Regions from separate parts of the Mus musculus genome. Here region 2 is linked to region 1. A link is a loop called in an ENCODE intact Hi-C map of the cell type or tissue named here. Cell type or tissue: left cerebral cortex. All regions are shown on one strand. Links, peaks and the distances in the headings refer to the core of each region. The heading gives the core; the rest is flanking DNA. Region 1 overlaps Sobp (sine oculis binding protein). Region 2 overlaps Sobp (sine oculis binding protein).

What was found. Hi-C counts contacts between places; a loop is a spot of excess contacts. Peaks named below come from ENCODE experiments on the same cell type or tissue, not always from the same donor. Only the 100,000 strongest peaks of a DNase experiment are listed, where the experiment ranks them.
Region 2: a loop joins it to region 1, with 4 times the contacts of the local background. A loop is called at or near these places in 3 of 42 quality-filtered maps.

The regions. Positions count from the first base shown.
Region 1 is chr10:43,062,709-43,078,623 of GRCm38, forward strand. It overlaps Sobp (sine oculis binding protein), which reads right to left. Exons shown (of 7, transcript NM_175407.3): 5 at 11,885-11,980. Among named protein-coding and RNA genes, the nearest start is that of Gm47815, 36 kb to the left of the region's middle. In left cerebral cortex, for the core only: a CTCF peak has its summit at 8,268 (motif pointing left); DNase peaks (open chromatin) are centred at 8,454, 10,056 and 10,866; H3K27ac peaks cover 1,742 bases.
Region 2 is chr10:43,114,546-43,130,460 of GRCm38, forward strand. It overlaps Sobp (sine oculis binding protein), which reads right to left. Exons shown (of 7, transcript NM_175407.3): 4 at 13,234-13,385. Among named protein-coding and RNA genes, the nearest start is that of Gm51799, 42 kb to the right of the region's middle. In left cerebral cortex, for the core only: no CTCF peak of the experiment used is centred there; DNase peaks (open chromatin) are centred at 7,689, 9,787 and 10,146; H3K27ac peaks cover 2,658 bases.

The sequences.
Region 1 (15,915 bases), core at 4,985-12,984:
TTTTTCTTCTCAGTAGGAAACCAAGCGCATGACAAAAAAACTCGAGTCCCTCCTGGTTACTTGTACAGTTTTATATTGATAAATAAACATCCTGTTTGATCTCCTTACTTTACTTGATATACCTTCTATATTTTCCTAGAAAATGTCAGAGGCAAATTTTCTGTTATTTTAGGTAATTCTTGAGTTCTAGCAATTAAAATTATGTTAATTAGTTGGGCAAGGGTGCTGCACACCTTTAATCCCAGCACTCAGGAGGCAGAGGCAGAGGATCTCTGAGTTTAGGCCAGCCTGGTCTACAGAGTGAGTTCTAGGATAGCCAAGGCTACAGAGGGTTTTGTTGAAACCCTGTCTCAACAAAAACAACCAACAACAAAAACTGAGGGCAGTTAAAGCCTAAAATGGCCTCAGTGGCCTGGAGAAAAGGCTCCAGGGTGAAGGGCACACACTGCTCTTGAGAGGACCCAAGGTTTGGTTCCCAGAGCCCATATCATGTGTCACAAATGCCTGTAACTCTAGCTCCAGGGGACCCAAACCCTCTTTTAGCCTCTAAGGGCACCTGCATTCACGTGCACATACAGACACATAAAATTAAAAACTCATAAAAACACTGACCTTAGTGATAAAAAAGGTACAAAAAATCTTCAAAGGGAAACTTAGAACTTGCTTATATCCTATGATTCTCAGATTTTCAAAATTCAAGTCAAATTAAGATATATATATATGTATATGTATATATGTATATATATGACTTTTTCTATAGTTTACAGCTGTTCTGTTAATGTACCAAATCTCTCTCTCTCTCTCTCTCTCTCTATATATATATATATATATATATGTATGTATATGTATATATATATATATATATATATATATATACACACACACATATGTATATATATATGTGTGTGTGTGTGTGTGTGTGTGTGTGTGTGTGTGTATACACATATATATGTATATATGAATGATTTGGTTCTTTTCCTCACTCTCTGATAGATTGGGAATTCTCAGACCTTGACCTCGGTTTCTGAATAAAATGCTGTTGTCACACAGCTCTCTCTCCTTCTTAGCTTTAGGGGCTACCTAAGAGCTGTTACTACAGAGATGCTACGAAGAGTCGACTCCTTCACCCCACAACCACATGCTGAACTCCTCTGACACTGAGCTAGAAAACTATTTAAGACCCCGTGGAGGCTGAAGTACAGACTGGCCTGAGCACTGGATGGGGTATATGTCAGAGAGATGAGGGTGAGACCCAGCTCTGTCCACTGGAAACTCTCCTCTTGCCCATCAGCAAGAGTGTAACATCGCTGTACATGCGCTATAGATAATTTCCTTGTCTATAAATTGAAACAGCATCTACTTAGCAAAGTTATGGTCAGAATGGAAATCTAGAGGAGAGTTCTCTAAAGATCCAGTACCACACAGGTTCTCTGGAGCTATCCCACACAGTGTGGTTTCTTACATCATTTCCTTAGTGCTGCCAGAGACAGTCATTTGGTAATACAGATACATATTTGCATAAATCACATTTTCCCCTTTACCTTTATTTTCTTGATATATATATATATATATGTTTTAAGGCAAGATTTCACCACATAGTCCAGGCTGCTTTTGAACTTTCAGCATTTCCTGCCTAAACCTCCTGTGTGCTGGGATTACTAGTCTACCAGACTCAATTTAGTTGCAATCTCAGATGAAAACTTCACTGTTAAATGGTTGGGCAGCTTCAAGAGGTCTTGCATGGTGTAGCCCATATTCATTGAGAGTAATATGTATGTTTAAGTGTAGTCTAAGAATCAGTTACTCAGTGCACGTTGCCCCCTTCATCCTGTGGCTTCTCTGTGTATTTGTAAAAAATCAGATTTGCCTGAAAATTTGGCTAAGGAGGAATGTAAGATGTGCTTCAAAGCAAACAACCTTAGATTAGCCCCAGTAATAACAACAGTGAGTAAGTGCCAAGTGTTTGCAACAGTGAGTAAGTGCCAAGTGTTTGCCAGAAACTTTTCTGAGCAACTTCCAGAAGTTTATTCCTTCACCCCTAACACCAGCCTTCGTGGGGAGTTGTTACTGTTCTCATTGTATTGGAGGACACAGAATGGGAGATTCCATAGTTTGTCCAAAGTCTCACAGCTTGTAGATACAGTGGAGAAGAGTCTTAAACTTGGCAACAGTCCATTCATCAGAGTAATTTTGGGGTTCTTCCTAGGCAGGACTCAAACAACGCAGTACTTTCTCAATCAGCAGCGCTGACTGGCAGTCCATGGGCATTTTCTAGTTCCGCGGACACTAGCAGGCAACTGAATGGATGTGTGCACTGCGCCAAAGCTCGTTTGATTTCATTAAAATACTGCCCTTGGGAGCTGGATATGAGGGTGCAGACCTGCAATTCCAGTGCCTACAAGGCTGAGGCAGGAGGATGGCAAGTTGGAGGCTTTCCACAGCTCTAACTGAGACCCTGTCTCAAAACCAAACTCACAACAAAATGCCCTGTTTGCTTTTTTTCTCTTAAAAAAAAAAACATATACTCTGTCTAGAACAGGAGCTAAGAGGCTTGAGTGGAGAGTAGAGCACCGGCTAGCATTTGCCCCAAGCCTTCTAGCTCTGTTTAATTAGAAGCAAAGCTCCTACTTATGTGCAGGTACTAAGGCTCCTGCTAAGCAGGCACTAAGGCTCCTGCTAAGTGCTTCCTATAGGAGATGCTATTTGGTTTCCAAGTTGACGCTATGATGTATGAGTGCTTTCTTTACTCTGATGGCTCTGGGTCGGGAACTTGCCAGTGCCATAGAGCTGGCAGAGCAGAGCTCTCACCTGCCAAACCACAGTGTCGCCTTTGGAGAACACATGGTCTCGCTTCTGTCTCTCTGGCTCAAAGAACGTCTGCATGTGTGCTGTGAGAAACCAGCACGGAAAGCAAACCACCCCGCCCAGACCTTTCCCTGCAGCTGCCCTGAAACTAGAAAGACAAAGGTTTCCCAAGCTTTGGAAGAGAAGAACCTGCAGGCAACCAGGGCCTCAGATCAAATCGAGGTTCCTATATCCCCCAAAGCCTCTGGGTGCAAGCAAGAGCTGGCCACTCTAGACCATCCCTAGGTGGCTTCTTCTCCAAACACAAAGAACTAAAAAAAGAGTCATGATATGGTTTGTACTTGTGAGAGGGGATGCTCCAGTGTAGTCTGGAGGGTCTCTGTAGAGGAGAAAAGAAAGGTCCTATACCACAAGGCCAAGTCAGGAAGAAGAGTCCAAAAGCCAGAGAATAAGTGAGGCCACCATTCCGATGGCAGGAGAGGAATGGACAGATGAGACAGGGAAGCTTGTATGGCTGCCACCCCTTCAGCCTGTGTAGAATCAAGATGGTCTTGCCAAGAGCGTAAATTGACCATTCTTATCAGAGCGGTGCCTTGCTTAGTTTAAGACCATTGCTTTCATTTCCAGAAGGTCTTTTATTGATCTGAAAGACAGCTCAGAATCCCATGAGAACATAGGAGTAGTTCAAGACTAGAGAGATTTGGAAGTTTGATAGAGAGACAGGGCAGTTCTCTCTAGACAGTAATCAATCTGTCCCTGCATTTCCTGGGCCACTCTACCCTCTAGGTCTATGGCAGCCCCTTGTGGAAAGTCGATACATGGTATACCGTGCGTGTATATGTCCCATATGTTTTATTTGCTGCAGTAAGAGTTCTGGTGTATCACACAAATCAACCTTTGGTCTTTGTATAGCTCAGCCATAACAGCTAAGCAACAATTTGAAGTCAGTGGGGTCACACGTGTGGCTTTGGTTAGAACAACAGAACCAGGAAGAAGGATTTTGGTCACTTGGAACTACTTTGAAAGGCTGATGAAGTTCCAAATGAAACGTGGCAGTTGCTATCACATTTTAAGGGTTGGCAGGTATTGGTGCATTGGGTTGCAAGGAAAGTTGATCTTATTTTAAAATAAATACACATAAAGCTAGAGGCTAGAAAGCAAAGATTGAAGGCATTCCTGGCACTGGGGTATACACACCTCATTGCCTAAGATGTTCAAGGCTGTACTGGGCCTGGAGGAAATGGTGCAATGCACAAGCAAGAGTCTTCTGCCTTATGTGTGAATAGCTCCCAAACTTCAGCTCCTGTCTAAATCAGCACCAATGCAGCATTCCTGAGCAGGGAAGACAGGCACTGAAACCTTTATCAAAAACTAACAAACAGATAAACAAACAAGCAAACAAACCCTCCACACCAAGCAAAAGGAAGCACACATGATTTATTATACTACAGGGGAATTACCCAATTAAAAACGGGCTAGGTGGTCCCCTAACTGAACAACCTCGCCTGGCCTCAAAGGGAGAAGATGTGCCTAGTCCTTCAGGAATTTGATGTGCCAGGGGGAATGGGAGTGGAGAAGTTAGTAGAGGGAGTGATATGGGGGGTGTAAGCAGGAGTGATACCCAGAGTGGTGCTTCCTTTTCTCAAAGGAGAAGGGGGGAGAAATGGGGGGGGGAAGACCTGTGTGAAGGGGTACTGGAGGAGGGGCTGATATTGAGATATAAAGTAAATAAATTAAAAAATAAGCTTGGGATCTAAACAGAGAATTCTGAATAGAAGAAATAAAAATGGCTAAGAAATACCTCAGAAAGTGCCCATCGATCGTCCCTAGCAATTAGGAAACACAAAGCGATTTTGAGATTCCATTGGACCCCAGGCAGAATGGTTAAGCTCAACGAAACAACTGACAACGTATGCTGGCAAGGTTGTGAAGAAAGAGAAAATACTCATGCTGTTTATGAAAATGCAAATTGATGCAGTCACTCTGGAACTCAGCATGGAGAATCCACAGGGGAAAAAGTCTACCGTATGACCCCGTGTGAGTAGGTTTGGCGGCCATAGACTTGTGTGCGTGAATGCTTAGCCCACAGGGGAGTGACACTATTAGGAGGTGTGACCTTTTGGAGAAGTGCGTCACTGTGGGGCTGGGCTTTGAGGTCCTATGCTCAAGCTATGCCTAGTGCTAAAGAGATCCTCCTGCTGGCTGGCTGCGAAAGCCAGACTCTTCCTGGGTGCCTGAGAATCAAGATGTAAAACTCTAGGCTCCTCTAGCATCATGCCTGCCTGGATGCTGCCATGCTTCCCGCCATGATGATAATGGACAACTTCTGAAGCTCTAAGCCAGTTCCAATTACATTTTCCTTTATAAGAGTTGCCTTGGTCAATGAGTCTCTTCACAGCAATGGAAACCCTAAGACATCCATCTATCCCATTCCTCTGAACATACCCAAAGAACTCACACATCCTACTCCACAGATACTTGACCAGCCATGTTCATTGCCACCTGATTCACAACAGCCAGAAAAATGAAAACAATCTCAATGCCAGATGAATGGATAATAAAAAGATAATACATGTATCCAACAGCTGGAGTACATTTCAGCTGTGAAGAAAAATGAACTAATGAAACCTTCAGGTAAATGGATAAACCTAGGAAAGATTGAGTGAGGTAACCCAGACCCAAAGATAGATATGGTATGTTCTCCCTCATCTGTGGTTCCTAGCTTCAAATCCTCAGATGGAAGGATGCATCATGGGGTTAACCACAGAAATCAGAAAAGTATTAAGGACCACAGACATGGTGGTGGGTATGTGAGAGGGGACTAGGGGATACAGGGACTACAGAGTGGAAAGTGAAGAGGGGGACAACTGAGGAGGATGGAGGGAAGCCACCACAGAAAGAAGAGAGATGAGGGACACATAGTATCAATGTTGTTTGTGAGCCTCGTGCAATCATACCAGCTTATACTTACTTAAATCTATACACGGTGCATATAGATGTATATGCACACTTGTGTGTGTGTGCACACACACATACATGCACACACACATGCACACAAACACACATGCACACACACATACATGCATGCATATAAACACACATGCACACACACGTCTTGAAGGAAGTTAAGCCATTTGGGCTGACAATAGTCTCTACAGAAACTAACTTGTTAGTTAGTCTTACTAACTACAAGACTAACAAAACCCCTTTCCAGGCACAAGAAACTTCCCTGTAAATGGTTGTTCAGGGTAGTCCAGGTGACTCTCAAAACAATATAAATGATCAACGTAGCTCTTGGCTGCCTCTCTGGGGTTAAGAGTAGGTGCTCTGGCTGAAAACACGGCATACTTCATACATAGGACTTGAGTGATTCAAGCTAGATCTGACCTGAAAGTCCCTTTCCTGTAGCATAGCATTCATGGTTCTGGAAAATACAGTGCAAGGGGTGAAGGGAGGAGTGACTGACAGTCTTATCCAGCTGCAACACCTATGACTCACGACAGTGACCAGCATGACGAGATATGAATAAAGGAGCAATAAGTGGCGTTCACACATTGGTGGTAACCAAAAGCTGTCTGATTGGATGTAAGCCCCACTCAATGGGAGGGAAGCCATCCCTGGTACTGGAGGCCTAGCCAGGTTCTTTGGGCTAGTGAGGTCATGAACCTTAGATAAGATTCTACCTCCACCTTGCTAGCTCTGCAGGATTCCTTACTAAAGTCTTACTGCATTCTAAATCTTATCCTTACCCCACAGACAAGTGCAGCTACCTGCCTTCGTCAGAGAAGCTCTTCTCTGCAGCAAATGGAGACCATTCTAGGAAACCACAACTAGACACAGGGCAAAGACCAGTGGGTAGTGAGGAGTCCAGATGCAATGGAGGCATCCCCATCAGAGTTCCTGCATCCATGGCTCGGGGATCATTGAGGAAGAAGAGGCAGAGAGGTTGGAAGAGTCAGAACACCAAAGTTCACAGTGTAAGGGTCTCTCCGAGAAACGGCCACATCAACAGGATTGGAACAATGGTTACAGCAATGGACATTTTAATGTGGAAGGGAGAAATTTTTAGTGTCCCACCCCTAGACAAAGAACCATAGGACACTAATGACTACTGGAAGGAGGAGAACTAGCTTTTCTAGGTGATAAGCCCCCTTATTGGTTGTCCAGTGCAGAGTAATGTGGTCATCCCTGAAACCATAGATGTATAAACAACAAAAATAGATATAGCAGGTTATGTGTGCATGCATGTGTGTATGTTTGTAACAATAATAAAATAAAAAGAGGCTATCAACTTGAGGGGAACATGGGAGAAGTTGGAAAGGGTACCTGGGATGGGTTAGAGAGAGAAATGGGAGGGGAAAAGCAATGTAATTCTATCTCAAATAAAATACCACCACCACTGCTGCCACCATGGGATATCAAGAGAAAAGGGACAAATGTGCAAGATTGCACACTCTCGCTGATGAGTGTTCAAGTTGGGGGCAGGGGAAAGCACATGGGATACATCATGACTTTTATATAATCTTGAACATTAGAAAATTTCCATAGTAATTTTTAATCTATAGAAACACTAGGAATTTGCATAAAGTAAAACTATCGAAGCCCAGACTCCACAGGATGAGCCAGGTCTGAGGACTCCTCCACTGACCTGCCTATCTGCCCTCTAACAGGCTCTACCATCTCCATGCTCGTATGCTCGTCTGAGATGCTGCACAGGATACAGGGCACATGGTGTGTGCTTTCCTACCTACCTTCCTTCTGCTCGATATACCCCCTTCTCTTACACTCTAACTCCTATAATCAGTATCTATCTGTAGAAATGCCCAGATCAAAAGCATCTTCCATTCAGCGCACTGGTTGCATGAGGCAAGAGTCTCATCCCTTTCCACACCCTGGGACTTTCCTAGCACTCTCCCAGGACGTGGCTTACCATGGACCAATACCATCCATGACAAGAAGGAGAATCACAGTTGCATAGCGCATCTGTATCAACAACAGGAAGCCTAAGTACACCTCTGTGTCCAGTTACAATCTCCTCTGAGGCTTTGCATATGAAGACCAGAAACTCAGAGAAGGCCAAGAGATAGAGCTGCATCCACTGTGCTGTCGTATGTCTCTCATGCCTTTGGATCTATGGGGCAAGCAAGACTTAACGTGTTACTCAAGAGCCCACATGCTTAATGGTGACTATGTTGGGTATGAACCATGTACTCATTCATTCTAGGCAGAGACAGAATCTTTTCCCTATTCCATGACCCAATCTGCTTATTTATTATGATGCACAGATCCTTGTGAGCCAAACACTGCCTGACAGTGTTTGGGGTGGGGGTGGGGGTGAGGTGTACATCTTCTAACCCACCTGCCAGTCTCCGCAAAGGACTGAGATAGAAGAGTCAGCTAAACTCTCCCCACCCCATCGTCTCTGTTCGCAAGGCCACAACACTAAAATAGTCTTCATCTTCTCCCTCTGCTGGCATTGTAAGTGACCAGAAAGAATTCTTTCCCATGCTATTTTTATTTTGCCTCCCAGCTGTGGGCTCCCTCCCTCCTCCTTCTTCACAACCCTCACACTACCAGCCAGAAGAAGCCATAGAGACTCAGACTCTGGGTGATGATTCCGGAAGCTGAAGCCTCGTTGGACAAGCTTACTCTCCCCCGCACTTCCCTCTCTTTCCTACACTTGCTAGCTTTCTAACTAGTAATGCTCCGCTGTGGGGGTGGGAGGCAGAGAAAACCCCCCAGCCCCCAACAGCCTGGTCTAATCCATGAGTCTCAGGTTCCAGGGAGAGACCCTGTCTCGAAACAAACAAGCAACAGGCACGCATGCGCACACATCAAACACCCACGCACATACACGTGCACAAACACGCGCACACACACCCACAAGTTGGGATTTCAACTCAGTTATCTTCATACCCTCCTCCAAATCTTTCAGTTTCAAATCTAGCAATTTCTTCTAGTTGTAGGTCTTTTTCTTCCCAGGCTCAAATACAAGATTTTTGCCCAACCAGTTCCTGAGAACTAACAAGAAACTGGCTAACGAGAAAATATGAACTCAAAAGATCCTTAAGGATTCCCTCTCGCTGCAGCTCCTTCAGTCCCACCCACTGAATGAGCATTTTATTAGGGAAGACAAGAACCTTTGCAGTCCCAAGCTTGCTTCTCCAGGGAGAACCTGAGTGATCATATGGAGACTGGCGATGGGACTGGAATCTGGTGCAAGCACTGGTCGCCATGGCTGGCTCCAACTGTTCTCCATTCTTAGTCTTGAATGTTAATAGTGCTGTTAGTGTCAAGACCGACAGAAATCTCTCATACTTGCTTTTACTGAAAGTTGTTTCCTTTGGTCATAGTTTGATTATAAAGCAAATTTCCCTCTTACACACACACACACACACACACACACACAGACACACAGACACACAGACACACACACACCTGCCTATGAAGAGCTAGGTGACCACACTGAACTCTGACCCATCCCATAGGAATTGTTTATGTAATCACTAGCCTTTATAGCCTTGTGCTTCCAAAATTAATTTAGAAACCACTATGTTACCACCAAAGAGAGAATCTTGGTCAGCAAGCTAAATATCTCCAGTCATGTGTATAGTGCATTAGTGTGAAGGCACACATCACAGTTTGGGATTTAATGGAAAAATCAATACCGTACAGGAACTCTACAGTTGCACGCACAGTCACTGCTATAGCCAATGCTTTCTTTGTTGGTGCCTTCTGATTACATACGCTTGTGTATTCCAGGCATACTCTGATTTTACTCTGCTTGCTTGCTTTCTCTCTCTCTCTCTCTCTCTCTCTCTCTCTCTCTCTCTTTCTTTCATAAGTTACTCAATAGTTCTGCCTCTTCCAAGAAGTGTGGGCTAGGGGAGGGACGCAGAGACATTCAACCATCAATATCATAGAGTCAATGTCCTGTCTACCTGGTCCAGGCCCCTTTCTGTCTGAAATCCCTATAGCCCAGGGGGACAAGCTTTCAGCTGTGTGCTTCTGGTCACCTGGGAACACCAAAGACCTCTGCAATCCCAGCTTTTCTCATGCTTTCCCAACAGGCTGCTGCTGGGGCTGCAGCTAGCCAAGGAAGACGCCAGAACCACCCTTAAGCTAAAAAGGCACTTTGGAGTAGAGTTTGCAGTCCTCCCTGTCAGATTCCTTAAATATCTCCTCCAAGCTGTAGTAAGAAAACTCCAAAGTTGTATTTCTCTCTTAAGAATGAACAATTCTTTTGCAAAGGAATAGTCCTGCTCAGGCCTTAGCAACAGCCAATCACCGCTATTCTTAACAGCTGGCCGCTGTTTGTAATTTCTTCTTAAAGAGATACGCTTACTTGTGCTTTCTGTCTTCTTTTTCATCATAGGGAAAGTAAGCTGAACAAGGGCAAGCATTTCTAACAGAAACTGCAGTGAAGCTCGCACCAAACCTCTCGAAACTCCCGCCAACTCAGCAGGGCTGTCAGTCAGGCAACGCAAGCGTGTGCACCTTCTCTAAACGGATCTGGAAATGATGTTCACATTTTTTTTTAAAAATTTTCTTTTCCTCCAGTATACTCTAAAGCACATTTACTTTTCCAACACATAGGGGAAACCTAAGAATGGTATATTAGTCTTCACAATCTTTCTACAAAGAAGGGAGCCAGTCCTAAAAGCATTCTGATCCTAAAACAGCACAAATGCTCCCCTCTAACCCCCAGGCATGGATGACCACAGTTACCAAGACGGCATTAAAAGCATTGTGAAAATACCCTGAGGAATATAAAATGTTACAGCAGACCTGGATGTTTAAGAGCCCTCAAATAAAATATCAGGCGAGTTAAATTTTCATGCCAACAACTGCATTTATAAGCAGTGAGTCTGCCTGCAGCATAGTTGGTCAAGGGCGCTGCACACACGGGCTGAGTGGCACCATTGTGACCGTGTCTGCTGTGCTGCCTGAAGGAGGTTCTCACTCTGCAGCTGCTGCAGCTGGAATGGACAAGGCCTGTACCATTCACTCTCCTGCTCTCCGGTCGCTTTGTGTTTAACGGACAGTTACTGTCAGAGCCAAACCCAAAGGCTGTCACTCGTGGGAATTCCTAATGCAGTGACCTGGCAAACCTCTAAACTGGGCCAAACATCCAAACAGAAATGAAGCCACCTCAAATGTTAACAGCTGAGCATCTTCATCTTCTTTCCCTGTTTTCGTTTAGTTGGAGCAAATGTTTTGCTTTAATGCAATTGAAAAGAAAAGAACATTTAGGGACAGCACGCTAGATCCTTCCGAAAGCTTCATTTTCAAAAGCAGCGTTTGACTGGCCAAATAAATGACAATTCATTCTCTGTTTACTTTAGGTAGACAGAAAATGCATTGCTGAGCACTCGTTTTCAAAAAGCTAATCAAGGATGTAAGGCCCCAACAGATTCATTTAATAGAAATATAATAGACATTCCTGCTTGCTTCTCATCGTGTCTCCCTGTAAATGCTAAAATGAACAGCAAATTAACCTTGCGTTGGAACCTAGCTTTGTCACAGCTGATGCTCCCCCCACAACAGTAAACATCCCCCCACCCTGTCACTACTTCTAAGCCTTCTGCAGGGGAGAGACGATGGAGTTTGGCAAGAGAGTGGAGGAATACTTGAATCCTAAAGGGAGTGCTGTGTGTCTAATGGGCTCTCTTTCCTATCTGAAGCAAACTCAGCCACCTTTGTCTGCTACAATAGCACACATCTCGGGCGTAGGAGGAAGGGTGGGGTGGGGTGGGGCATTCTTCAAGCTCCATGTATCGAAGTTATATTTTTATCTTTACTAGCCATTCTCCAAGTGGCTGCTTAGAAACTACAATCCAAAACAAGCTAATAAAGAAAGGGCCATTCAAGCTTTAAAATCAGATATAAAAGATTTGCAAACAACTCGAGATCTTATAATTAATATGCAGTGATATCAGAATTAGCACTTAGAACTCTATACAGAAAAATATAATATTTCATAAATTATGTAATCATGAACAAACCCTTGCAAAAAAAAAAACTGTTTTCACTGTGCTAAAGTAACATTCTAGACTTGTCGTAAGTATATCATTCTTACAAGTAGTTCGCAGTTATTCTTGAAGGCAAGCCTTGGAGTTTCCTTAGCATAGTGCTGCTGGGGAAACGTTTCAGCACGTCCATCTTCATCTCTAGCCTGAAGGGAAATATAATGGCCTATTTAGGGACTTACAAATAATGGTAGGAAAAAAAAAGCTCAGATCATTAAACAAACGGGAATCCAGAAATAACAACATTATTAAGAAGTTTGTTTAAATACGCAGTATGCCCTTTAGGTATCAAAATTTGAGATTTGTTTTTCTTTAGACTGTTTGGTTTCAACATGCAAATTCATCATGGTGGAATAGTTCAAAGAACACAGAGCAGACCCAAATCAACTGATTTTGTTGGGTGTCACCAACACTCGAGTGTTGTAGTGACACAGTTCCTCACACGGTCAGGAGACTGTGACATACATACGTGTTTAAACGTTTTTGACATGCTTAAGCAATCTCTAGATAAAGCATTTTTAAGAAATTCTAATAGCAAGGCCATAAGAAAAGCAAATTGCATAGTTATATTTTGAACTGTAATATTATTAGAGATAAATTGATGCCCTCAATTTTTAAATAAAGATCCAAAGGATCAATGATCTCATAAGAACAATGATTCTTCTATTAAATGCAGTTAAAAAAAAGATTTAATTAAGAAGCTGCATTAGAAGTTCCTGGTTATTTTGATCTAGGCTGTCAATTGAGAAAGCTGATGTTTCAACAGAGGCATCCGCATTATTCACCAGCAACACCCACTGAAGTCTTCTCTTCCTAACCTCCATTGGTTTCTGACTTGGAGGGGTGTGAGGGAGAGGTGGGTGAAAGGGGCATGTCCAAAGTACACTCGTTAATCCATTCATCAGGGGGACATTTGCATCCTGCAGCTCTCATGTTCTCTTAGCCCTAACTGCTTATGCTCTCCCTCCCTCTCTCTTTCTCTCTCTCTCCTCTCCTATCTCTATCTCTCTATCTCTCCCTCTGTCTCTCTCTATCTCTATCTCTCCTGGCCCTCCTGAAATCCACAGCTGAGCTTGCCTCCCTCACATATGGCTTGCATATAATTATGCATATTCCATTTTGCACTGCATTAAAATGATGAGCTCCTGGCTCCCTGCCAGCTGATTTTTAAGAGCCCCAGTGAAGTAGGAAAAAGGAGAGAAACACAGGGAGAGCCGCACAGGAAGCAGCAGGTAGCTCTGTCTGCTGTCTCTTTAGATAAAATGTATGTCTGGCACGGAGGGAACAGCTGAGAACTACCTGTTGTGATATACGGGCCGGAGGGGGAGGGGCAGCGAGCAGAGTCAGTGACACAGCAATGACAGTGCTTACGTATCATTTCCCTGACAGAGTGAAATCTACCCCGACAAGTGTCACTCAGAGCTCCCCCGCTACGCTGTAGGCTGTTGTTTCTAAAGGAATCCATATGTACTCTGCATGTTTGAAAATTGCACCACTTGTATCTAGTGAAGGTTTCTGTTACTCGTCATGAGGCCTCTAGGTGGAATCGGGGAACGAAATGACATGGTCAGGAGTTGTTGGGGCTATGGCGAGTCTGTGTGGAAGGGATAGCTCTGCTTGGGGCTCATTTTTATGTGTTTTTTTTAATGAATATCTTGGTGAGGTAGTACCGTTTCCTTATACTCTTATCCCCATAAAGCCAGAGAAAAATTAAAATGTGTTCTAGGATAGGCCCTATGTGACAGGGAAAGAAGCAAGCATCGTGGCCTCTGGCTGGACGGTCACCTGAAGCCTATAATGCCCCTTGCCAGTGCAGCAGGACTGCTCTGCAGTGACATCGCCGTGTGGGATGATGGAACTCAAAGGGGACCCATTTTAAACCCCAACAGACTGAGGCAGCAGTGAGTACAGAGACGGAGGGAGCTGGAAGCAGGCTTTGAGATGCCAGTGGGCGGCACCCATATTAACTTCTTCACAGCAAAATCCTAAGTCACTGTGTGATGGACAGACCCCTTAAAGGAAGGAACCACATTCAAGTAACCTGGCCATGTCCGGTGAGTTGTACCTATCTGGATGGTAACTAGACCCTATCGTAAACAACTTTTGAAAATACCACCTCAAGATATGTCTTGCTTGGTGGTGGGTTTATTATATTCCTGATGCACTGCAATACATATGCTCAGAAGCACAATTTGCATATCGTTTACAAGGGCTACTATTTACATATGTATGTCTATATTCAATATATATGTATCTTGAGTATAAATATTCATAAGGTGGAATATGTTTATTATGCATGTACTATGTATACACATTCATACACACCAGATGCCTATGGATATTTTCAACATAAGAGGCAAAAATACATTCATTTCACTTACATGCAAGGTGCTCACTATGCTTTCTATGTGTTTAAAGGACAAAAATGTCCCATTATCTAAGATTCGGGTGCTGTGTAGGTTTCATACTAAGCCTTTATCCCTAGGAGGCTTCGTTAGGCAGCAACAAAAGAGAATGGGGAGCATTGGGGATGTTGGGAAATAAAAAGAAGCCAGAAACGTGTCTCTTCATTGAGCCATTGGGTTCATCTCCCTCAGCTCGTTCAGACACTCAGGCTGACTCCAGAGTCCAAGAAATCCTGTCCTCCAGGGTCACTGAGATGACTCAGTGGACAAGGCATTTATGGCTAAGCTTAGAGACCTGAGTTTAATCCCTGGGACCCAGATGGTGGAAGGAGAGAATTGACTCCCAGGTTGTTTTTACAAATGCACAATGATCAGGCTCCAGTGCATGTGTATGCACACAGATAGGTAGATAGGTAGGTAGGTAGGTAGGTAGATAGATAGATAAATAGATAAAACGCAAATGAAAGAAAATGTCTAGCTGGATATGTGCTCTGCACAGGATGGAGAATACACAAAGTCCAAGGAATGTTGAGCCCTGATCCTAATATCTGTGTGCACATGTGCACTGACACATGCCTCTCACCACAGCAAACCCACTTGCATTATGAAGCTTTAAAATGAAATTTCAAGTTATTACTAAGTGGAATGAAGTGCATTCGACTAGGCAGCCTAGCGTCTTGGGTAGGCTGTTTTCTGTTGCTAACAACATGGGTTTCTGACTCCTACTTTCTACCCTTCCGCAGATTTAATTTAATAGGTCCAGCATAGGGTTCAGAATGTAGCTTTTTTATAAACTCATAAAAACAAAACTGAATAATAAAAAGCTCTCAGATGACAGCAGAGTGTACAAACAGGTCAAGAGCAACTGGTCTAAGGAGGGTATCCACAGGCACGGAGAGGACACTGAACCACTGGGCAGTGCTCAGCAGATGTGGCCCTAAGGTGGGTCTTACTCTAAAGGGTTGAGAGATCCAGGGACCAGCTGCCTGTCAGAAAAATGTCTGGTTTGTCCATGGTTGCCTCTTGGTTCCTGATGAGCAAGCTGACTTGGAGAGCTTCTGCTTCGCTTCCTAGCAAATGCCTTCCTTCATCTCTCCAACCCAGACCAAGACTTCCATTTTTTTTTCTTTCTTTCTTAACTTCTATCTCCCCAACAAGGGTACAATTATGTAGAGGGCAGGACAGAGTTGGGTCAACCATCACTATCTTCAATCACTGACTGGTAAACACGCTCCAAGAATGTGCTTGCTCACCAGTGCCCAGCATCTTGGGGCAAGGTCAGGTACATTCCATTGCAGTGCCACTAATCTTGTACATAGATTGATTTCAGAACATCTTAAGATGTCATGTATTGGGCCTGTGCCTTAATCTATATATGCTCTATTTGGGGTGCCAGATAATGACTTAGTAGTGGGGTACAGAGAGAGGAACCCAACTACCCCTGCAGATGACAGCGTAGACACTGAAATTATTCCAGAGCAGGTCATTGTAATAACACAGAGCAGACAGACCTGCCGACAGTTTTATTATTGTTCTTAAATTCCCTACCAACAATACACAGCTAATTGACTTCCAGGAGTAGACCATCCCACTGGTGGCTCTTGGCCCCCACTGGGGCCCAGAAGACAGTGTTATTGACTGCCTTTGTTCTGGAGTGACAAGTTCTGAAATGAAGG
Region 2 (15,915 bases), core at 5,223-13,222, 52 kb after region 1:
CTCTGTCCTGGGACTCATTGTCAAACTTCCTGTCTGCTTTAGTAGTAACATAGCTATAGAATCACCACTAGCTATAGATACAACAGAACTACATCTCCTCTCTGAACCCAGTGTGGTGGCACGGGGTACAGACATGTGCCCTTTTGTGGGTTTTTCCATCAAACCCCACAGGTGTCAGGCAGTCATTACCACAGTCTCAAACCACCGAAGTCCCTCATCCTCACCAGTGCATTTTTCAATGCACTCTTGTCGTCTGTTTTCGTTGTTGCTTTCTGATATGTCTGATAGTTTAAACCACTTCTCTTGCGGTTATCACTCTTATCATTTCTTTCCAAATTCCCTTAGTTTTAGGGGTTACAAGCTGTCTATCCTCTACAAAATGAATTAGCTATCAAGAATTTGGCTAACACTATAGACCATGAATCTAAGTGAAAACTCGGGGGAGGCGAAGCCAGCAGGTCAGCCACAGTCTCCAAGATCTTGGGGTAGACTGGGAGGATGAATAAATTCACAAACAAGTGGATACATGAGTTACGGTTCGAGGGACATTTCATTTGCTTGATTTTTTTTTCCCTGTGAGTCTGTATACATACATGTACATGCAATTTGTACATGTACGTTCATGTTCATATGTACATGGAACATATATGTGGGTACATATGCTGCACACAGAAGCCCAAGGACAACATCCTGTGTTCTGCTCCAGGTGCCACTCACATTTTTGTTGTTGTTGAGACAGGGTCTCTCACTGGCCTGGAACTCACCAAATAGGCGAGGCTGATGGGAAGAACTCAATGGCAGAGGAGGGAGACACGCTGCTGTGTCCTCAGCCCAGAGTCTCTTCCTCGCTCTGTCTCTCTCTGTGTGTCTCTGCCTGTCTCTGTGTCTTTCTGTCTCTGTCTTTCCGTCTCTGTCTTCCTGTCTTTGTCTCTGTCTCTGTCTCTGTCTCTGTCTCTCTGTCTCTCTATCTCTGTCTCTGTCTCTGTCTGACAGTTTTTCATCCTTCATGTTCCAAGTCTAGCATCACTCTCTGCCTTCCAGATTTGACTAGTCAAACCCCCCATGCTCTCACAGCACTCTGCTCCACTCCCCATACAGTGAACTTTGCCATCTGTGTCCTCCTTTAACGGAATGTCTGTAATCCTCATGAGGGCAGGAGCCAGGTTGTTGTTGGCCACGATGAGCACAACAAACCACCCCAGTGCCAACTCACAGAAGCTGCTTGACAAATACTTGTTGGATGATTTGTAGATCGATCTGTGAATGGTGCAGCTTTCAAAGCCTCTCTCTTCTAGCCACCCGAATGTGATGTGTCCATGCATCCCAAGTTTTTTGAACACTTCACTTTCCCTTCCCTGTCGCAGACATGGTTAAGCATTACAGAGAAAGTGGCTTTAATGTGTGAAGTGGTGAGCCCTTGAAAGCACAGCCTCATCTCATCACACATCCAGGCCAAAGCATCTGCCTTTCCATTTGCAGGATGGTACCGGGCCAGCCTAACCCAAGCCATTTACACTAATGAAAATACACTATGCACCAGGCTCTCTGATTGAAACCTACCTTTATTACTGTCCGTGAATAGAGAGCAGTAACAACTAACCACATAGTTGTAATCTCATATCCTAGCGTCTGAAAACAGCAAAGAATGTCAACCCTTTAGCCCTGGTACCACACACAGCATTCTAAAACCTGGATTTCACAAACAGCTGGTCTGGAGTAGAGGAGGTTGTTCACTGAAGCAATCCAAGTGCTGACCACAATTTAAACTTTTAATCCACATTTAGATTCCACATTACATCAACCTAACAAGACTAGATAGACACAACACATTCCATGCATGAGGAATTCAACCTCATGACATAACTTGAGATCATGGCTGCCTCTCTACCAGACATGTGCCAGCTCCTGCCATCAGCTGTCACTTGGGTGACCTCTCTCTTCTCAGACTTTCATTGTCATGGTTGCCCTTCCTCATAGCCTGAGGAGCTTAGGGGCAGACAAACACATCAGAGGAAAGCTCAAATCAGTTCCAACTAACCAGAGAATTCTATTATGCTCACCATAGCCCCTCATTCTGGGATAAGCCTCTGGTGTGGGTGTGGGCAGTAAATGTTAGGACACAGCCACTCATGGGAGAACAAAGGAGCTTGGAGTCCACATGTTGCTAGCAGCTCCATGACACGTGGGCACTTGCCTTGGAATACAGCCAATACTCTGCAGTAGCTGGTCTTTGCTACTTGTGGGTTCTTTTTCATACCCTTTATCCCCCTGGTTTCATCCCCTAATACTAGATAGAACAGAAACAAGGATAGGGGGAGAGGAATGGGGAAAATCCCTGAATCTAATTCTTACAGCTGACCTTTGCCACTTTGTGGGTTCTTTTTCTCGCCATTTATCCTCCCCCCCCCCACACCTGTTTCAATCCCTATCACTAGGTAGGAGAGAAAGAAGGATAGTGGAGGGAGATAGAAGGAGAGAGAGCGAGAGAGATCCCTGGATCTAACTTCTTTCCTTTGGTTTTTTCATTGAGCATGCCTCTTTTGAGCATAGATGTCAAACAACATCCCACACCAAACGCCCCTGAATGACCAACAATCACCAACCCCACCTCTCAGGGCCCTCCCATTTCTATACCCTCCGAAAAGTTCCCAGAATTCCAAAAGTCACACAATCACAGCCACTATCTGCAGCTGGCAAAACCACCCCTCTGCTAGAGCATGAGGCAAATCATAGTCCGTTGCAGTAGACAGCCAAAGCAGCTCACACCCCAAAACCTGGGATTCAAGTGAAAATATATTCTTAAACTATTTCTCTGATTTTTAAAGAAACCAAAATCCCAGGATTGCCACTATGGTGTCTACACAATACAAAGACGGCAAAGGTAAACAGTGGTGCCATGATAAGACCACTGCACCGCCATGTCAGCCTACCCCAAAGTATGAACAGAAGTACAGATGTCTCTTATTATTTAAACCAGTACCAGTTAGGACATATTATAGTAGTTACCAGACTACATCTATTTTTGGATAACATAAACTTCAAAATAATCCTTATACCCAACGATGGTCCTTCAACATCACTGCTTCCTCCCATTGCTTCTGGAGGCAGCATTAGAGAAGCCTAGGGGTGTCACAGGCTTTCCACCCGAGTGGCTCTCTGTGAAGTGACCTCCCCCACAGGCTGGGATGGGCCCATCTACACTACAGTCAGCACTGTCCCTCCTCTTTCCCTCCTCCCCATCAGCTCCTCCCCTAACACCACTGGACTGGTTTGACTTTAGCTACTGGGAAATGTTTCATAATTACTAATGAATAATTCAGCAAATAAGCTATTTTTAGTTTTCTATTACCAGGCACACCCAACTTTGATGGGAATTCTGTTGCCTTTCTAACTTTCCAAATCCCGTTTGCACGCAGGTTCTTAAATGAATCATTGCCTTAATGGAAGTTCAATCAGCAACCAATATTGGATCACTTCACTACCCTGCACAGCAACTTCTTGGGGTTGTACTGCACTTATAGAATCAACCCCAAAGGCTTCCTCTCCAGCTCCACAGCTTGGCTCCTAGCCACCTGCATCCTTCATCCCCAGACACCCCGCCCTTCCTGAGCTGTTTAAAACTGCCACGCTCGTTTCTGCCTTCCAACCTCTACTTTCCTACCCCTCTTTCCTGCTGGCACCTCCTGCTACAAGCCGGTCACACAACTAGCTTTGTCATTTCCTTCTGTCCCTACCTATGTGCCACCTCCTCCAAGATGGCATCTGTAGTCACAAGATGTATAGAGCCCATCACAGACAGTCACATTTCCCCACCTGCTCTCACAGCATTTATCACTACAGGAAATTATCTATCTACCCACTGGGATATAGCTTCCTGTAAGAGTTCCTTTAGGGCACAGGCTTTTTCTTTTACTCTGAATGTGTGTGTGTGTGTGTGTGTGTGTGTGTGTGTGTGTGTGTGTGCGCGCGCGCTTTATTTTTATCTTTTGATTTTTTTTTTCTGAGGCAGGATCTCACGTAGCCTAGGCTGTCCTGAAACTCCTGCATTGCCAGAGGTAGCTTGGACCCCCTATTCCTCCTGTCTCTACCTCCCAAATGCTAAGGCTACAGGCATGAGCCATCACTTCTGGATTTTATTTTATTTTATACTAATTAGATGACTAAGTAACAAACCTTGAGAGTGCTTATTTTTCTAGAGTCAAAACAAATGAGAGCAAGAAGGAGGCATTTCTTTTCCACCAGGCAGATTCCCCTTGTCTTTCACATCAATGATGCACACTACATTATAGCAGTTTAAGGAACATACATCCTTACAGATGCTGAACTGGGCCTCCAGAAATCCTTAAAACAGAATGTTGCATGTATAATCATAAAACTTTTCCCCATATGTCAATTATAAATCATTCAATCAAGACCTATTACAAGATAATGTCTTTCATTGGATCTATACAGAAATCAGCACTTTATCATGGATGTTTGGTGATATTTTAGACATCGCACATATCTCTAAATGCCTCGTACACCTCTGAGCTTCCAAAATACACTTAGTGGGGAGGGTGTAGCTTTTAATGCTAATGAGCTAGTCAAAAAATTTATGCGTTAAAAGAGATAATTTAAAAATAAATTTAAGAGAAAATTCAAATGTGTATGATTAAAACCTGTATGTAAAATGTTTCATTCGTATCATAAATTCTATTGCTGTAGAAAAATAATCATTTCAAAATCAAGGCAGTTTCCCCCCCCACAATCAAAGGTGGTTAAATACATTTCACCATATTTATGAATGATTTCTCCTTCTCATCGCTAATGCTCGCTCATAAATCACTATAATGTTTCCAAAGTACATTTGGAAGTAAAAAATTCACATCTACTAACTATATTTCCTCTATCTGGAGATGAATTAAGTAGAAAATACATTAATATCTGAATTTATAATAGAACAGTTAACCCTTAGCCACAGCCAACTGATGAGGAGTATTTTACCATGCGAGGACTAATCAGGGCTCCTAACACTATGCAAGTCGACAGTTGAGGGTCTTAATCATGAGTGGATTTTAGTCCCCTATTTACTTTTCCTCTGGAGGATGACCTACAAAGACACCGCATGATTGAATAAATTTAACTCTCCGGCTTAATCTCATCACTTAAAATGTTACTTTAATAACATTACATAGCTTAACGACATCCCTCACCACCAAAGATCATGTCGTCTCTCGGCTGAATTCAGCAATCAAACATTGAGCAAGTCTGAGGCAGCTACAGCGGCACATTCCTGTAACAGCAGTTACGGAGGATCCCAAGTTCAAGGCCTACATAGTCTACTTGGTTAGTTCAAGGCCAGCCTGGACAACTTAAAGAGACCCTTTTGCAAAATAAAATATTTTAAAAACTGGGGCTATCTCTCTCAGTGGCATGTTCTTGCCTAGCATGTGCAGCATTCTAGGTTTGATTCCTGTACTAGAGACAAAGACAGAAAGATAACACACCAAGGACACCCCACATGAGCAAGTCTCGCACTGACTTAGTGAGTCTTGGCCTGACTCTGAGCAGTGAGACACAAATTCTGGGCTTACTGGATACTGACTCCCATCCCCAGCCTCTGATCATCTCCATCTCTGTTAAGGACTATAGGAGTATTGCTTACCCAAGATGCTCAGTAAACTACAGCAGGGTGCAAGCAACTTCTATGGCTTCTTATGGTTACTAGTTAGCCTTCTCAGGCTTCTAGTGGTCTATAGCCCTGCACACATCTATTGACATACATTAGACTCCACTGTGTAGACAGCTCCTCTAAGGGTAGATTGTAGCATAGGGATTTCCATGCAATCTGATATGCAGTGACAGGAACTAAGTGGCTTTTTAAAGCAATTTTTTCCTTTATTCTATCCCAAGCCATGATATGAGCTGAAAGCTAGGAACCCAAGGAACAAAGAGTTATGCACATCTTGCCCAGTCCATACTTTTACTCATGGTTCAAGAGCTACACAGAGGCATCGAAATGGAGGGAAACTAATAATAACCTGTGCACACCCAAAACTTGGGATCTTGTGGATATGACCTTCCTGGGTGTACTAGATTTTAGAATCAGACCCTGCAAATGTCTATGAAAAAAAAATAAAACAAACTCTGGGCTCATTCAACTATCTTAAAATATCTCAGTGTGAGCCCCCAGGCCTCTTTGGCATGCATTTATTCAGATATTCCACATTTTTAGCAAAGCATGAATTAACAAGAGTGCGACTTCAATCCTAGAAAGACACATGATCATTTCCCCTTGGTTTCTCTGGCAAGCTCACACAAAACTTCCCAACTCTGCCCCTGCACTGTTCACCAATGGGTTTCACAAAGCTTTTTTTTTTTTTTTTTTTTTTTTTTTTTTTTGAGCAGGCAAACTCAGGGAGTGCAGCCATGCTGAGTGCAGGTTAGGAGGAGAGAAACCCCTCAAAAGGACTCCTCAGATCATTTGTTCAGTTCTCGTTCTTCAAATAAACCAAGCACTATTAGTACCAAGGCAGGAATCCCGGCATGTGACTGGATCAATTAGGCGAATATACAGCACAAATAAATAGATCCCTTCCTGATCGTTCGTTTCCTGAACTGCCCACTGCCCAAACAGACAGACTACGAATTCCAAATGTGCACATTTATCTCCATGCAGCAGAAGTCACTGGGACACAATGTGGCTGATGAAATCTGACACTGTGGTTAATGTTAAAAGGGAGTGTGCCTCCTGGACGGATTGGATAATTACTGGCAGCTCAGATGAGAAAGACTTGATTCAAGTGACTAGCATTAGCTAGCACCAGAAGGAGAGCCAGAGATCTACTGTGTCTGGAATTAGCATTCCCATGTATGTGGCAACAATCCTGTATGCTGATCAGCAGGAAACTAGTGTCAGATTTATCAAAAATCCCCACTCTGCTCACACTCGCTGAGAACACGGAGTCTTGAAGCTCTGTAGAGTCTTGATCAGCTCCTCACACTTAACTGAAATACTCGGTGGTATTTAGAAGTTGGAATTCATTCTGGGTAACAGGTTAGGATTCTTTGTTTCCCCTCACAAGCTCCAAAGCCCATTAGAAAACGGAAGTGTTTGCTAAGTCCTTCTTTTCAGGATATACTCACCTGTCCATTCTGATTGCACGCACGTCTCCCTTACACATACAATTCTCACACAGTTTTCAAGGATTCAGATCAATATAAGGATCTGTGCGTGTCCCCGAGGCCTGTGGTGGCATTCCTAGGGCACTGTGTCCCACCTGCTTGCAGAACTTCTGTCCTGGATCTCCCTCTGGCTTTCCACAGAAACCTGTGCTTTAAGTTTTCCCCGCAACTTCACTTCATTCCACCTGCCAGAGCTTCCGGCTTTCTTCCCACTCACAGAGTGTTTCAGGGACTAGCACACTCCTCTCCCCCATTATTGCTCTCAGAGACTCCCAGTTATGGCAGCTCACTACAATTCCATTCCATATTTTAAAATGTGAGAGTACAGGAAAACTGTTGGCTTAGTTGTTTTTCTCCCAGAGCTTCCTGAGGACGTCCCTGTTTGCTGTGTCCAAAGGGAACTTAGACCTCAGCCTACAAAGTGAAGGCCTGGAGAGAGGACTACCCTATATGCTAAGCAGTTGGAAGGTTTTTCTAAGACTGAGCAGCCAAGGCCAAGTGCAGGCCAAATGCAGACAATCAGATCTTGCAAGCTTCCCTATGCCCAATAAAAGCCAGGGAAATCCAGTAGAACAACCCTGGCTCCTGGCCTCATTTACTTGCAAGCCAGTGTGCAAACATCAAGCAGAATCAAGTCTTTGGCCAGAGACTGAGGCAGTTAGAGGACATTAACTGCAAGTAATTTCTTAATGCCCTTCTCAAAGCTTTGTGAATGACAGCCATTTTGCAATAAAACATTGCACGTGTCTAAAGAGTAAAAACTGGACACGTTAACCAGTATATTAGCAGAGATTTTGCTACACATTTCTTCTACACTACTGGGTTTCATAATTAAGTCTAAAACCAGGAAATCTTTTCAGGCTATGCTTAGGTTTAATTTGAAAAACCAAAACAGCAACAACAACAACAAAATTACACTCTATGTATAAATAAAATATAACGACAAAAACTGTGATGATGTATGCTAATTAGTGATGGGTTCCCTCTAAAAGACACCTCTAATAAAACACTGGGATGCATCCAGGCTATAGTTTGACAGTCAAATCAATGCTTATTGAACAATAGTCCCCACGCAGAGTGTCTGTTACGACGGCAGCTATTGGGAAACCTCAATGACATCGCTCACAAGCATCTCCATCTCTAGCATCTATGATCTTCACTGTGCGTCATGATGGTGCACTGGGAGCTACAACATCTGCTGAAGAAGAATCTATTCCTGCCTCAATCCATGGGAAGTAGAAGGAGGAGGCAAAGTTGGATGCTCTTAGGAACCTGTATTTATTACTTTTCAATGTCATTCGGAACACCACAAACTTGAGGTTTGAACAAGGAAAGGAAGCAGTCATCCTTGCCTTACATTGGCCATTTTCCTTCGGTTTTGATTTCCTGGCTCCTTTTGGAATACTAGTTTAGACAACAGGATATTTATTTCTCACACACACACACAAAAAGACAAAATAAATGCCATTCAAGAGTACTATTTGTAGTCTTGTTAAGATCTTTTTTTAAGAGGGATAATAAAAAGAACATTTTAAGCACTCTGCCATTTTACAAAGTAGAATTGATATTAAAAGGTTGAACTCGGGCTAGAGAGTTGGCTCAGTGGCTGTTTTTCCAAAGGACCTGGTTCAATTCTGAGCACCCACATGGCAACTCAGAACTATCTGTAACTTCAGGCCTGAAAGTCATACAGGCAGGCCAAACAGGCATTCACATACAACAAACATAAAATAAAAATAAAGCACGTTAAACTCTGTTTCTGCATCTACTGCAAAAGCAGCCAGGCGGCTTTATAACCTCTGACTCCTTCCTTATGACTCTCTAGGGTAAAGGCACTCTCACGTCCTATTCTCTGTGGCCTCAGGAGCACTTTGAGAAGTTGTCCCTGTCTGGAACCCCACAGAAGAGGAAGTGTGTGAGCCAGAGGGGGGAGGACACCAGGAGAACAAGGCCCTCTAGATCAACTGAGCAAAGCTCGTGTGAGCTCACAGAGACTGAAGCTGCACGCACAAGGCCTGCCCGGGTCTGCACCAGGTCCTCTGTGTATGTACTGTGGTTTCAGTTTAGTGTCTATGGGACTCCTGAGTGTGTGCACAGCAGGTCTCTGATGCTTGTGCCTGCTCTCTTCCTTCGGTTGGCTTGCCTCGTCCAACTTCGATGTGATGGTTTTTGTTTTATCTTACTATATTTTATCATGTTGTGCTTGCTGTTATCTCTTAGAAGCCTGTTCTGGTCTAATGAGAGACAGAGACGGAGTGGATCTGGTTGGGAAGGAGGGGAGAAGAGAAGGAACTGGTAGGTGTAGAGGGTGGGAAAACTGGAGTCAGAATATATTATATGAAAAAAAAGGAAGCTACTTTTAATAAAAGGGGAAAAAGAAGAAAAGTTGTCTCTGTCTCAAATAATGAGATTGACATGCCATCAGTAGCCAATGTCCATGCCCCTAGATTACATAAGTCCCTCCCATTGGTACCCAATGTCCTACGCCAATGCCCAATGCCTGTAGACTATATAAGCTCCTCCTACACTGGCTTAAAAATCTTTGAGTCGGCAGTTAAACCTTGTAGAAATCAGGCTGGTATAAGATACATTATGAATTAACACTGCCCACGTCTCAGAGCCAACATCCTGCCATGTGTAAACTCATAGCTGCATGGATTCCGTAAGTGAATACAGCTGTGACTCATGGGCTTCTCACAGAATGTTAGCAGGAACAGTCTGCAAAAATGCCTACATGCTTGCAGCCATCCAGATAACTTCTAGATAAAATCTGAATTCAGTTTAAAACATACCATAACTGGTTAACTCAGCCACCTGCTCACCTGACTCTAAATGGCAGAGCTTTATGAGAGACAAATGTGACATTTTTTTTTTCAGCCTCCCAGGTCCCAAAGAAAAAGAAAGGCTTGAGAAGCAAATGAAATTTTCAAAGCTCATTTTCATAGGCCTTCATTTTGAGTGTTGGGCTATTTTTATCTTTGTTTTTAGCAGCAACGCCATGCTGCCTGTAGTCGCGCAAGCATTTCTGGGGAGGCGTGCACAGGGGCCCAAGCACAGCTGTCCAATTTACATTCACAAATGCAGGTGTTGCTCAGACACAAAACAGAGGTCGGCTGAATACGGCTCCTAATTATCTACCTTGTCTGAGGGTTTTCCTTTGTAAAGTTATGCGTGCAATTTGGGTTCAACTTGGAGGCCATTTTTAGATCCCAGCATGCTATCCAGCAAGAAATGGGCTGTCATTATAAAGCATAATTTACAGCATAGTTAATTTCACATTTAAAAAAAATCTACTCTATACCTAAGACAAAACTCTCTTCTGTGCATGCATTATTCGCTGTTTTCCATCTACTTCTTGGTATTTAAAAACATGGGAAGAGGGAAGCTTGTTATGTAGAAATGGGAAGGATTTCTAAGATGAAGTCTACTAATGAAAACTAAGAACTTTGTTAAATGATACACGAAGAGATGTAGCTATCTGCCACGGTCTGCAGTTGGGAACACTCTGGGGCATGTAACAGCAGTTCTTAGAAATGGCCGGATGCAGCTCTGGGATCTAATACAAGCCATTAGGAAACCTAATCCCTAAATGAAATGACCACAAAATCCTATCGGTTAACAGAAATGCAGCAGCTGTACATGTTTGTAGTAATACAATAGGATATTGTTTCAGAGATAACACTCGGGGAAAAAGCAGAGCCTAGCGGGTAATGTAAGACGTTGATCTCTCGATTTGGAGAAACTGACCAGGCAGAGCTTTGGAATACATAAACAGGAGAGAAGGTGAAAGAAGACAGGTCATATGTGTGCTAAGGGGCCGCCGAGACCAGCAGGCAAAGTCACTGGCTAGGTCAAACCATAGCAACTCCCCAGGTTTGCAAGATGCTAGAGACTCATCCCAGGAGCTCCTCACGGGAAGTGAGGCTGAGTGGGCCTTGCCTCACTTCTGACTGTCCCTCCTCTGCGTTCCAAATACTAACTCTTACCCTGCTTCTTGTTAAGCTGTTAAGTTTCAAACCCAGGACACGCTGCTGAAGTGTCTATTTAATATATCAAAGCGGACCTGGCTTCCAGGATCTCCCAGCATCCCTCAGTCCCTACCTATTTCAGGGCATGGCTGGCATACCCCGCCCTCTACCCTGAACTTGGCTCTTCCCTATATAAACCAGACCTTTTGGTTTTCTGCCCCTTTTCTTTTTGTTCTCTTTGTACCTCTGGCCTCCTGGCTTCTGCACTTGGCGGCCCTCTCTTCCTTCCCCTCCCCCTCTTCCCTCATGGTCCAGGGTCATGACCACTCTGGACTCTCCCAGATGTGTCTGCCTCTGGCTACACTCTCCCACATACCTGTAATAAACTTTCTTCTCCATCATACCTAGGATCAGTCATGTGCTTTCATCCCTTTTTATTTCTTTTTCTTCATTCAATTTCCATTAGCCATCTTTCAAAAATGCATGCCATAGAAGCTTATAATTCAGTTTTATCTTAAACTTTATCACTATATTTTAAAAGCGCATATATATATACACACACACACATATATATATACACACAATATGCTTTTAAAATATGTGGGTATATATACATACACATGTACATATACATATACACACACACATACTGTCTAACAGTGTACTCTGGACTGCTCTTCCAGTGGCATCAGATGCCTTTCCTCAAAGACTGACTGCAGAGTGTAAGTGGTATCATTAGTGTTGTGATACTGCGCCTTATTTCTTGGCCTTATTCTCTGCCAGCAGTCCATCGATATCGTAGAATGACAAAAGGCCCTGCTCTACAGCCATCTTCTGTGGAGGAATGCAAAGTATTTTGTTGTTGTAAGTAGAGCTTTAAAAAAGAAATTGCTAGGCCCACTCCTAGGACTGTTATTCTCAGTGTTCTGCATTCAGAATGGGCGCCCCAGGCTCTTGGAGATCATTCTAATCTCCTCCCGAGGGAAAGTGAACCCTACTCTTGACTGTCCCCAAAGATGTCCAGACAATTTCCTTACTTGTCTCCTAGTTCCAGTGAAGATTGTGAGCCTAATTCTTAGAGACTGCTACTAAAATTCCAACTCATTGAATTCTGCAGCCTAATTTTTCAGGCATTCTGGTTTCTGGCAAAATGAATGTGACCCAAATTTGCAGGAGATTATTTGCTGCAATGGTGCTTGCAATGCAGTGAGCCCTGATTAGCATTCAGGATTGCAAACTTTAGAAAGGCAAGTTCTTGCTTCAAGAATGGACAGGTTTTTATCTTGTATTACAGAAAGGGAAAGGCTAAATGCTTAGCAAAATGTGGACGGTTTCATGAAGTAAGGACATTTTGCAGATCAATGAGAAATAATCAAAGGCTAGAAATGGACTTCAGACCTTGGTGACAAATGTTAGCATGTCCTTAAGAACTGGGAAGTTCGTGTGCCAGTGTGTGTATGTGCTTGTTAAAACATCATGCATCCCATTTCTAATGTTTATTACAGAGTGGCTAATACTATTCTAAAAGCCCATCTTCAGACTTAGACTGCCTTTAAAAAAAAAAGTCAAAACTTTACTATGTCTCTTCCTGTGCTAATCCGTTACTCTCACGAGTGAGCAGTGTTAGTGTATGTATTCATTATTGCCCCTCTTGTCATGATCAATCAACTCTAACATCCCGTGTCAAGGGAGGTTTGACAATTTTGTCTTGACTAGACTCTGTGCGTCAGGTTTTGGAAACAGCAGCCATATCCCCCGCTGTGTGTGTGAACTAGAGCCTCTCTCTGCTGCTAATGCCTGGCTCTCCCCTGCTACTTCTCCCTGGTGGGCTCTAGACTATGCCCTCCGGATAGGGTACCAGCTGGGACTTCAGTTCTTCCGCAGATTCACTCACCTCTCAGAACTCAAACACCAAGCCAAGAGAAATTGATGGTCAAGGTATGTTAGGGTGGGGTTTCTTATTCCAAAAAGTTAAGCATGACAGGAAGAAACGGACAAAACAGAATAAAGACTACACAGGGGTAGGGCCACAGTGTCCAGCTAGGGCTAGGAGGCGCATGCGCACGCGAGGGTGGCCCGCGGCCTCTCTAAGGTGGCTTACCTTGTTTCTTTTGAAGTAGGCTCTCCGGCAGGCCGCAAAGCATTTCTCGCTGCAGAAGCTTTTCACCTCGCTTCCCATACTCAGGGAATAGCGCTTGATCCCCACTTTCTGGCACCAGGCACACATTATTTGTACATTTGACACATCATCTTCTATAATAAAAGTATAAGAAAAACGTTCATATCAGAAGCAAACATCCCTTCATATTTAGACACACCCTGACCCTGACCGAGTTCCCCGGGGTCGACTTGCAATTTCCAGACCTCACCATTTTCTAATGGAGTTAGGGCTGCCAATCTTAGGGGCAGAGGTGGGGATGGGGGCAGGGTCGGTGTGAAGCTGGAGCGGCAGGGTATATTTGTTTGTTTTTCTCCTTAGGGGCTTGTGGGTGTTCCTGTTTCCAAAAAACATTTTACTTAGAAACCAGAGCACCGTTACAAAGCTACAGGAATTCCAGGGGTACTTTGCCTCCTCTCAATCTGTCTAGTCAAACCACCCTGAGAGATAAAGGAAGAGTTTATAAAATAAACAGCCCATTTCCTCAAGGGTCCTGTGGAAAGTCTTCAAAATGGGCAGTAGGTGAGGCAACTTGGGCCATGCAAACCTGTGTGTGCAACTCAGTACCCTCGTGTGAACTTTTGACAGTCAGGGGCCAGCAACACCACACATGCTCCCATCATAGGTAAAAGAACACTACTGTATTTTACTGCCACAACATGATTCCCAAGCCACCTGCTTAATCAAAAAGGCATTGTGAATGGCCAAATTCTGGCAGTGGACAGCAGGCAGGCCTGGCTTACTGGGCATTCTCCTGCAGTGAGCCTTCCAGCCCCGATGACCTCAAGGAAGCACAAGCTCATTTAACTCGGCTCTGTCTGACGTGGCTTCTGGAAGAGGGAATTCCCAGTATGAGGTTGTGAGAGTATTCTCAGGCAGACTGGGGAAGGGGGGCGGGGAGGGATGGCTGGGGGGAAGAGCGTCCCTCAGCTCCTGGAAGACCCCTCAACCATGTCAACAAGGGTGCTCAGATGGGTTCTAGATGGTTTGCAAGTATTTCTAATATTCACAATGCTACATGCCATCCCCTTCTATGGGAAGAAAAACGTAACTAGCATAAGCTACCACGACTGTCACATCCATTTCTGCTTAAGACAGATGGGCTGTTAAAGAGAGCAAAGAGAATGAATTAAATTAAGCATACCAAGTGAAGCACAATGCAGAGTAAGGAACCACAGGAAGGCTGGTGGCACTCAAATGCCTGAGGCTTGGGAATATTGGTCTCTTTTAGGGAAGTAAACAATGTTGGAAATTCTTAAAAATATTTTCTGGCTGACTCCTGGGAGCTTTCAGTGTATCTTGAGTAGTGTTCTCTGTCCTCTCATTTGACTCTGTGTGTGTGTGTGAACATGTGCATAATATGTCTGCATGTGTGTATACATGTGTGTGTCCAAGTGTATGTGTGTGTGTGCATGTCTGAGTGTGTTTGTGTGAATGTCTAAGTATATATGTGCATGTATGAGTCTGTGTGCATTTATATGTCATGTATGTGCATTTATGTGTACATGTGTCTGAGTGTATATGTGCATCATGTGTGCACATGTGTGTATGTTTATATATGTGTCTTTATCTAAGCTTGTATGCACATGTAAATGTGTTGTGTCAGTGTCTTTGTGTATAAACATGTATGTGTCTGTGTACATGTATGTGTATGCACATACCTGTATGTATGTATCTGAGTGCATATGTGAATTGTGTGTGTATGTGGTACATATATGTATGTGTGTGATGTGTTATCTGAGTTTGTACATGCATGTTATGTGTGTACATGTGTGTATCTAAGTGTGTATGTACAGTATGTGTGTGTATGTTTCTGTGTGAGTATGTATATGTATATGTATCTGAGTGTATATGTGCATTATGTGTGAACATGTATATGTGTATATGCATGTACATGTGTGTATATGTATGTATATGCATGTATGTCCATATGTGTGTGCATGTGTGGGTATCTGAGTGTGTATGTGTATTATGTGTGTATGCATGAGCATGTGTATGAGTCTGTATATGCACATATGTGTGTATGTATATGTGTGCATGTGTATGTCTGAGTGTATATATATTGTGTGTGTGTATGTGTATGTGCATGAGTATGTCTGTCCATGGGTGTGTATGTGTGCACATGTGTAGCTCTAGTTGCCATATTAGTTGCAATCCTTCTTTATAGACTCTGTTTTGTACTAACCCAGACTCATAATTCAGACATGAATGAGAATCACAAAATCCCCAACAAACTCCGGCATAGTGTGTCTGACTTCTGAGTGAACCCCCAGAGACTAATTGTTAAGCGGGGCCCTCCCCCTGGGTTGTTGACACATCCATGGCTCATAGAGCCTGTCATGCACTCATCCCACTTCCAGGGAAAAGATCTGCTTTGAGGCACTGTGGTCATCAGCCTGCAAAACTAGAAACAAATGAATGTGTGATGCAGTGATAGGGCGTTTCTCCCCAAGTATTTGCTCAGAGCCACGTGCGGCACTTTGTCTACTGGCAGGATAAACACGGTCATTTTAATAACGCATACTAGTTCACAAATCACACACTGGAATCTATGGCTCACTATCAAACACGACAGTATAAGAGGACCTTTGCTGTTAGTAAACATTTTTGATAACATAACATTCT